Regions from separate parts of the Homo sapiens genome. Here region 2 is linked to region 1. Evidence: chromatin contacts called from ENCODE Hi-C data. All regions are on one chromosome and are shown on one strand. Each heading gives the region's core, a stretch centred on a gene start or an enhancer-like site at or near the end of the contact. The rest is flanking DNA. Distances are from core to core; before and after follow the strand shown. Region 1 holds the start of ZBED6 (zinc finger BED-type containing 6). Region 2 holds the start of KLHL12 (kelch like family member 12).

Region 1 (3,613 bases), core at 736-3,235:
CAGGATCAAGCAATTCTCTTGCCTCAGCCTCCAAGTAGCTGGGATTACAGATGCGTGCCACTGTGCTGGGCTAATTTTTGTATTTTTAGTAGAGGCAGGATTTCACCATGTTGGCCAGGCTAGTCTCGAACTCCTGACCTTGTGGTTCGCCCGCCACAACCTCCCAAAGTGCTGGGATTAGAGGTGTGAGCCACCCTGCCCGGCCGGCCTGTCAGTTTAATTGGCAGTTGTTGGTTTTTTTCTTCCACTTAGAGGCTTGTAAAATAAAAGTGTATCTTACAATCAATGATACTTTAGGTTTACTGAAATATAACTATAAACTCTATATAGCACACTAGTCAGGCCAGGACTGCATCTTGGAGAGTCCTAGGTTGGAAAACCCTTAAGCTATGTGGAGAGCCCTCTGGTAAATTTTAAAAACCCTAGGTGTCGTGGCACAGACAGAAATTGGTTACCAGTAAGAGTCACACAGACCAAAAAAATGAAGACCAAAACAAAAGAAAAAGAAAAAGAAAGAAAAAAAGAAATTGGCTACCAGGAACTTGCTTATTAGGTCTGTTGACATGGCAATGCCAGAGCACTGTCACGTAAGGCAGAGATTGGAGCTAAGATTCTAAAGTTGTGGTTCTTACTTTGAAAGGAGATAAAAGCCCAGATATGAGGAGGCTCAGGACCCCTCTGCTCTGATAAATTCCTAGTCTTGGGCTGCCTGGGACTCGCACATCACCAACCCGGCAGCTGGAAGAACAAGCACACGAGGAAATAAAAGGTGCCTGAAGTCCCATCTGCTTTATCATCAAGTGTTTCCTTTCTTAGTAGCACAACTATATCCTTTACCCAAGTTAGGTAAAATGTTGCCACCTAATTAGAGTTCTGCTGAGCCACTACCCCAGGGGGACCTTGGGCTCCTATTATATGTGTAATATATTTAAGTATATTTTCAGTGTAAAAGCCAGAAAGGATATATGGTAAGTTAATGAGAGCTATTTCTCAAGAATGAGATTAATAGAGATTTTAACTTTCTACTCTCTATATTTCTGTATTGTTTCTAAAAAAACTTACGTGTATTAAGTTTTTTACTTTTTTTTTTTTTTTTTTTTTTTGAGATGGAGTCTTACTCTGTCGCCAGGTTGGAGTGCAGTGGTGCGATGTCAGCTCAATGCAACCTCTGCCTCCCAGATTCAAGCGATTCTCCTGCCTCAGCCTCTCGAGTAGTTGGGACTACAGGCGCGTGCCACCACGCCTAGCTAATTTTTGTATTTTTGGTAAAGATGAGGTTTCACCATGTTGACCAGGATGGTCTCGATCTCTTGACCTTGTGATCCGCCTGCCGAGGCCTCCCAAAGTGCTGGAATTACAGTCGTGAGCCACCGCACCGGCCACGTGTATTACTTTTATAACCGGGGGAAAAAGTAAAAACATTCAAAAGGGAAAATAAGGGACAATGTTAATAATGAAGCAGGGATGAGACTGCTGATTGCGACCTCCAACTAACTCTCCTGAATTTTGTCACGAGCATGAATTACTTTTCCAATACACAAATTTGCTTTAAGAAATCAAAGAAACACCCCCCCAAAGCCCAATCTCACTTCTTCAAGTAAAAAATAAACTAACAAATCATTCTACATTGCATGCTTAGGAAAAGTACAGTTTATTTCTAAATTAAATGTATACATGGTTTGGGAGATTTACTCATTAAGCAAACACTTTGGTAAGAATAAATTGAGCGCTTACTGAATGGCAGTCTCAGTTCCTGCGGCCCTCCCGCTTATTACCTCATTTGATTTAAAAACAAAAACAAAACGTTATGAAAGCCGGCTTCGAGGCATTCCTCTGAAGGGAAGGGACTCCCCGACCCAGCGCCTCCCCCGTCACGTGACCCTGTGACCCGGAGCAGCCATCTTAGGCATCGCCTCATAGAGGAACTACATCTTCCAGAATCCTCGCGCCCTGCGTCGTGCTGGCACTTTTACCGGCCGGGCCTTAGAGCGGAGCCTGTAGCCAGGCGCCATCTTTGACGCTGGCAGTCTTGGTTTTCTGCTAGTGCTGCTGCTGCTGGGAGGACGACGGACGGCAGCGGCCAAGCAAGAAGAAAGACGTGGCAGCAAGCGGGAGTCGGGGATAGTGTCATCGGTTCGGTAAAGTTTCTGTTCTCTGGTAACTAGACCCGTTTTTTTGATTCCCGGGTGGCTTGGGGCCGGGGAGGTGGGGGAGAGGGCGAGGGGAGTGGCAGCGGCCTCCCCTCGCCCCTGGGTCGCGGCCTATCCCGGGAAGTCAGAGCGGATCCTTCAGCTTCGCCGTAACGACCCCTCCCCCCCACCTCCCGGTCGCGGCCCTCGCCGGGGCTGGCTGGGAGCCCCAGGCTCCCGCTCACTTTTCCCATCCTCCCCACCCCCACCCCGTTCACCCCACCCCCACGGCGCCTGCTCCTTTCCCAGCCAACCTTCCTCCCCTCCCCCACATCCGGTGTTCGCTAATCTCGAGGAGCCCGGAGCAGCCCCGAAAACCGACTGTTCCCCCGAATCCCGAAGAGAGAACTGACACTAGATTGCTTTCTTCGGGGCAACAGTTTCTCTAGTTGAGCGGACCCTCACTGCCTAAATCAATCAGACTGAGTGCCGGGCGCTGAATTTACCTACTCTCATTCCTCTCCAGGGTCCCGGTACTTTGGAGCTTGTCTCAAACTCCACATACAGAAAGCCACCGACCTTATTCCGGTATCCTACACCCATTCCCCACTCTCATTACACTCCCACCCCTGGCCCTCAGCGTCGGAGTCAAGAGCAACAGGGACACTTCCGTTCTCCTTGTAGGACTGGTGAAACCGTAATGAAGAACACCCCTAAACTCCCATAATCGGTGCGGATTCCTATGGGGAAGGCCTATATTGTTGACATCTTCCAGGCCTTGGTTCTGGACCTTGAGAAAGAGGCTGTGGAACTAGAGATAGCGATGCTTTTTAGGGTAAATGTATGTAGGTATTGGGGGAAGGGGAGGGATCAATCGAAAAATGGAAGTGGTTTAAAGTTCATATTTCACTTTTTGCTATCTCTATAGCGTACAACTTGTGAGTTACTTACAGGCTGTAAAAGCTTCTCAAGTCTAAAAATATCTGAAAACTAAACTTGAATTAACTCTTAATACAAACAGTACTTTGAAAATGCAGCATTTAACCTTGTTTTAAAATTTTTTTCTCAAAGCATTTTTTTCCAGCCACTCACATTTTAAAAGGTTGTATTACTTTTAGTTAGAACTGAAAGGGCTCAACTAGCATTTGCTGTGACCAGTATGCGGAGTCTGTGTTGGCTTTCCAGAATTGACTTTTTGGGTTGTATTGGCAAATCACAGTCCTAAATGATGAATGTTGAATGATGCACTATGTTTTTGTTTAAATGAGATTTCCTGAAAATAGTTAATTTCAGAATTAAGGGAAATTGATGTCGCTATCATGAGGCATCATAAAAATATGTATTTTACAAGGTGAAGGCATTTCAAGTAGATATAGTTCTTGATGAAGCAGGAAGAACATGGATCTGGGATTTGGAAGACCTGGCTTCTAGCTGCTACTAACCAACTCTGTGACTCTGGGAAAGGGGGACTCAGTTCTTACTTC
Region 2 (3,613 bases), core at 602-3,101, 870 kb before region 1:
GTAAAAGCTCTCTCTTCTTCCTCTGAATTCCTCTATCACGGAGTGTCCCTACCACTTGACATTTAATATGATCAATGCTGAAATGTAAGTAGAGATAAACAATATATGTCTTGTAAATCTTGACAAGGTTCTTGTCTCAAATGATAAACCGAAAATATAAAATTTCTTAAAGGTGTTATATTATTACTATTTAATGTCCTTAAGTAGATAAGTATTTAGAGCATACATAAAAAGAGGATCCTGCTTTATATGTATGCTTTCTATCCTAGAAGTTGCACAATAAATGTTTAGAATTTAATGTAAGAAAAAGTGTGTATTCAACTTCAACTTAGAGCAAGAAAGGCCACTCAGTAAAAATAAACTTTTTTCTAAAGAAGTATCCAAATGATATGTCTGATGACTTCCAAACATATCTGGATTTCTTCTTAAAATGAAACTTCAGGCCGGGCCCAACAGCTCACTCCTGTAATCCCAGCACTTTAGGAGGCTGAGGTGGGTGATCAGTTGAGGTCAGGAGTTTGAGAGCAGCCTGGCCAACATGGTGAAACCTAGTCTCTACTAAAAATACAAAAAATAGCCAGGCGTGGTGATGCGCGCCTATAATCCTAGCTACCAAGAAGGCTGAGGCCCGAGAATCACTTGAACCCAGGAGGTGGAGGTTGCAGTGAGCCGAGATCACACCACTGCACTCCAGCCTGGGCAACAGAGCGAGACTCTGTCTCAAAAAAAAAAAAAAAAAAAGAAACTTCAATTGAGGACCCATTACCTACACTGAATAATGGAAACCACGCAAGTTATCGATGGACTTACACTTGCTTAAGATATTGAAGCTCTTCAACAAGAGGGTATTCCTACTCTACATCTGTGAATGTCCATTACTGTTAAAGAATCGATATTGGAATCCAAAACTTTCTGAAATGATCCGGGGGGAAGGAAATCAAACTGTGGTCTCCAAAAGTCCACAAGTCACAATTAATCTTTCAACAGGAAAAATGAGATCCTAAATTCTCATCTACTTCTGTTTGTAGTTGGCATTTTACTCTATAAGCACTATAGATAATTCCTCCAACAACTCTGCAAGACCCATTTTACAGAAAAGCGGGTGATTCATCAAAGCATATGTTTTTCAAAAAGACTTAAGTCAACTTAGTTGCAACTCTAGGGGTGTAAAAAGGTCTAGAACAAATGTCCATTTACTATGAAGACAGCCCGGGGGGTCTTTTATCGTTTCCGTGTCAAAATGACAGTACCCCGGTGCAGAGTGGTCTTCCTTCTAGGGGATTCCTGCCTCAACACTCCAAGTCTCAGCATATCCTTCATCCTCACCCTTCTGAAGTGACCTATTTTCTAGAACTTTCGTTAACATCTGAATGGAGGGATTCCACTTCGGGAGATTCGGGGCAGGGAATGGGTAGTAAACTCGGGAAAGACTAAATTCTAGAGAAGGAAACGAAGTCCTTCCTCCTAATACCACCAGGCATATGGCCGCCACCGCCAGGTGGAGGTATCGGAGAGGGGCAGTTCAGGGGGAGAGTTGAGAGGGTGACCGAGGCCAGATGCCCCACCCCACTGCCAGCCTTCCTCCTCTGTTGGGCATGTCTCCCATTCCGCCTTGCAGGGAGACCAAGGATGGGGGGTAGGGCCATAACCCGGAGTTGACGGACAGGAAGGGAAGGGCTGACTGCCATCACTTCCGCGCAACTCACCTCCGCTCCCGAACCCACACAGCCGCACCGGGCCCGTCCCCAGCCTGTGGGGATGGAGTGCGGCGCGGGGCTAGCAGGCGGCTCGGGAGGAGCCGAAGCGCCGCCCAGACCCGGAGGCTCTGGAGGCTCTGGAGCCGTCCGGGTCTGGCCCCTGCGGCCGCGCGACGTGATGACGCAATGCAGCTGGAGCACCGCCCTCCCCCCGCTCCAGAGTCTGCGTCACGTGAGGAGGTGGTGTCACGTGACCTGTCTGTACCCTAGCGCGGGGCTTCTGTACGCTGCTAGGAAGCCGAATTACAAAAAGGTCGGGTGGGCAGGGAATGGTGGCTCACGCCTATAATCCCGGCACTTTGGCAGGCCGAGGCGAGCGAATTACCTGAGCTCCGGAGTTCCAGACCCGCCTGGGGATCACGGCAAAACCCCGTTTCTACAAAAAAAAAAAAAAAAAAAAAATTAGCCCGCACCGCGCCTGTAGTCCCAGCTACTCGAGAGGCTGACAGGAGGATCACTTGAGCCAGGCAGCAGAGGTTGCAGTGAGCCAGGATCGCCACTGCACTCCAGCCTGGGCCACAGAATGAGACCCTGTAAAAAAAAAAAAAAAAAAAAAATGTCCAGGCGTGGTGGCTCACGCCTGTAATCCCGGCACTTTGGGAGGCCGAGGCGGGTGTATTACTTGAGGTCAGGAGTTCGAGACCAGCCTGGCCAACATGGTGAAACCCTATCTCTACTGAAAATACAAAAAAATTAGCCGGGCGTTGTGGCACGCGCCTGTAATCCCAACTACTCAGGAGGCTAATGCAGGAGAATCGCTAGAACCTGGGAGGCGGAGGTTGCTGAGCCGAGATCGCGCCATTGCACTCCGGGCTGGGCGACCGACTGAGACTCTGTCTCTTAAAAAAAAAAAAAAAAGGCCAGGCGAGGTGGCTCACGCCTGTAATCCCAGCACTTTGGGAGGCCGAGACGGGTGGATCACGAGGTCAGGAGATCGATTCTGGCTAACACGGTGAAACCCCGTCTCCACTAAAAATACAAAAAAATTGGCTGGGCGTAGTGGCGGGCGCCAGTAGTCCCAGCTACTCGGGAAGCTGAGGCAGGAGAATGGCGTGAACCCGGGAGGCGGAGGTTGCAGTGAGCTGAGATCGCGCCACTGTACTCCAGCCTGGGCGACAGAGCAAGACTCCGTCTCAAAAAAAAAAAAAAGAAAAAAGAAAAAAAAGAAAAAACAAAAAAAAGGCTGGATGTTGTGGGGTCCGGCAGGGAGCCTGGGAATGTATCTACAGCTCGGCGATTGGCTGAGCCTGAGTTCCTCCCTACCGCTCACTAGGCAGGGCAGGCAGAGAGAATTCCAACGCTTAATATGCCAAGCATCTGATTGCAGCAAGTATGTTTTACCTTCCAGGTACTGAGGAACTTTTTGACATCGAGAAAACCCACAGAGGCCTCAAATTTATTCACGTCCATTGTCCACAATGGCCTTTTCGGGCCGAACAACGCTGCGGCGAGAATCCTCTGAGCCTTAGGATCCACAGACCTCAGTATATACTCTGCATCATAATGGGCCCTGTCATCACCACTGAATTGATTCTAAGGAAATTCTAATTGATTCAGGAAATTCTAATTTATTTTGGTGCACTTAGTGACTGAAAAGGCAAAAAGCTTAATTAGTTCAGCTTATCTGAATGTCTAGACAAATTGTGTTTGGTAATACTATTATGCTCTGTGAGCCCTTTGATTCTTTTTTTTTTTTTTTTTTTTTTTTGAGACGGACTCTTGCTCTGTCGCCGAGGCTCGAGTGCACTGGCGCGATCTCAGCTCACTGCAACCTCCGCCTCCCGGGTTCAAGCAATTCTCCTGCCTCAGCCTCTCCGAGTAGCTGGGAGTACAGGTGCACACCACCACGCCCGACT

What was found. Hi-C counts contacts between places; a loop is a spot of excess contacts on that map. Pooled maps may share reads with other maps.
Region 2: a pooled map shows a loop between it and region 1 (11-fold over the local background). The contact joins the promoter of KLHL12 here to the promoter of ZBED6 in region 1. A Hi-C loop is called at or near these places in 6 of 50 pooled maps.

Annotation. Positions count from the first base shown.
Region 1 is chr1:203,793,638-203,797,250 of GRCh38, forward strand. ZBED6 (zinc finger BED-type containing 6) reads left to right here and starts at 1,986. Exons shown (of 17, transcript NM_001395895.1): 1 at 1,986-3,613. ZC3H11A (zinc finger CCCH-type containing 11A) reads left to right here and starts at 1,986. Exons shown (of 18, transcript NM_001376342.1): 1 at 1,986-2,157. RefSeq lists an enhancer at 1,687-2,106.
Region 2 is chr1:202,925,383-202,928,995 of GRCh38, forward strand. It overlaps KLHL12 (kelch like family member 12), which reads right to left and starts at 1,852. Exons shown (of 12, transcript NM_021633.4): 1 at 1,707-1,852. RefSeq lists enhancers at 1,995-2,044, 3,121-3,613.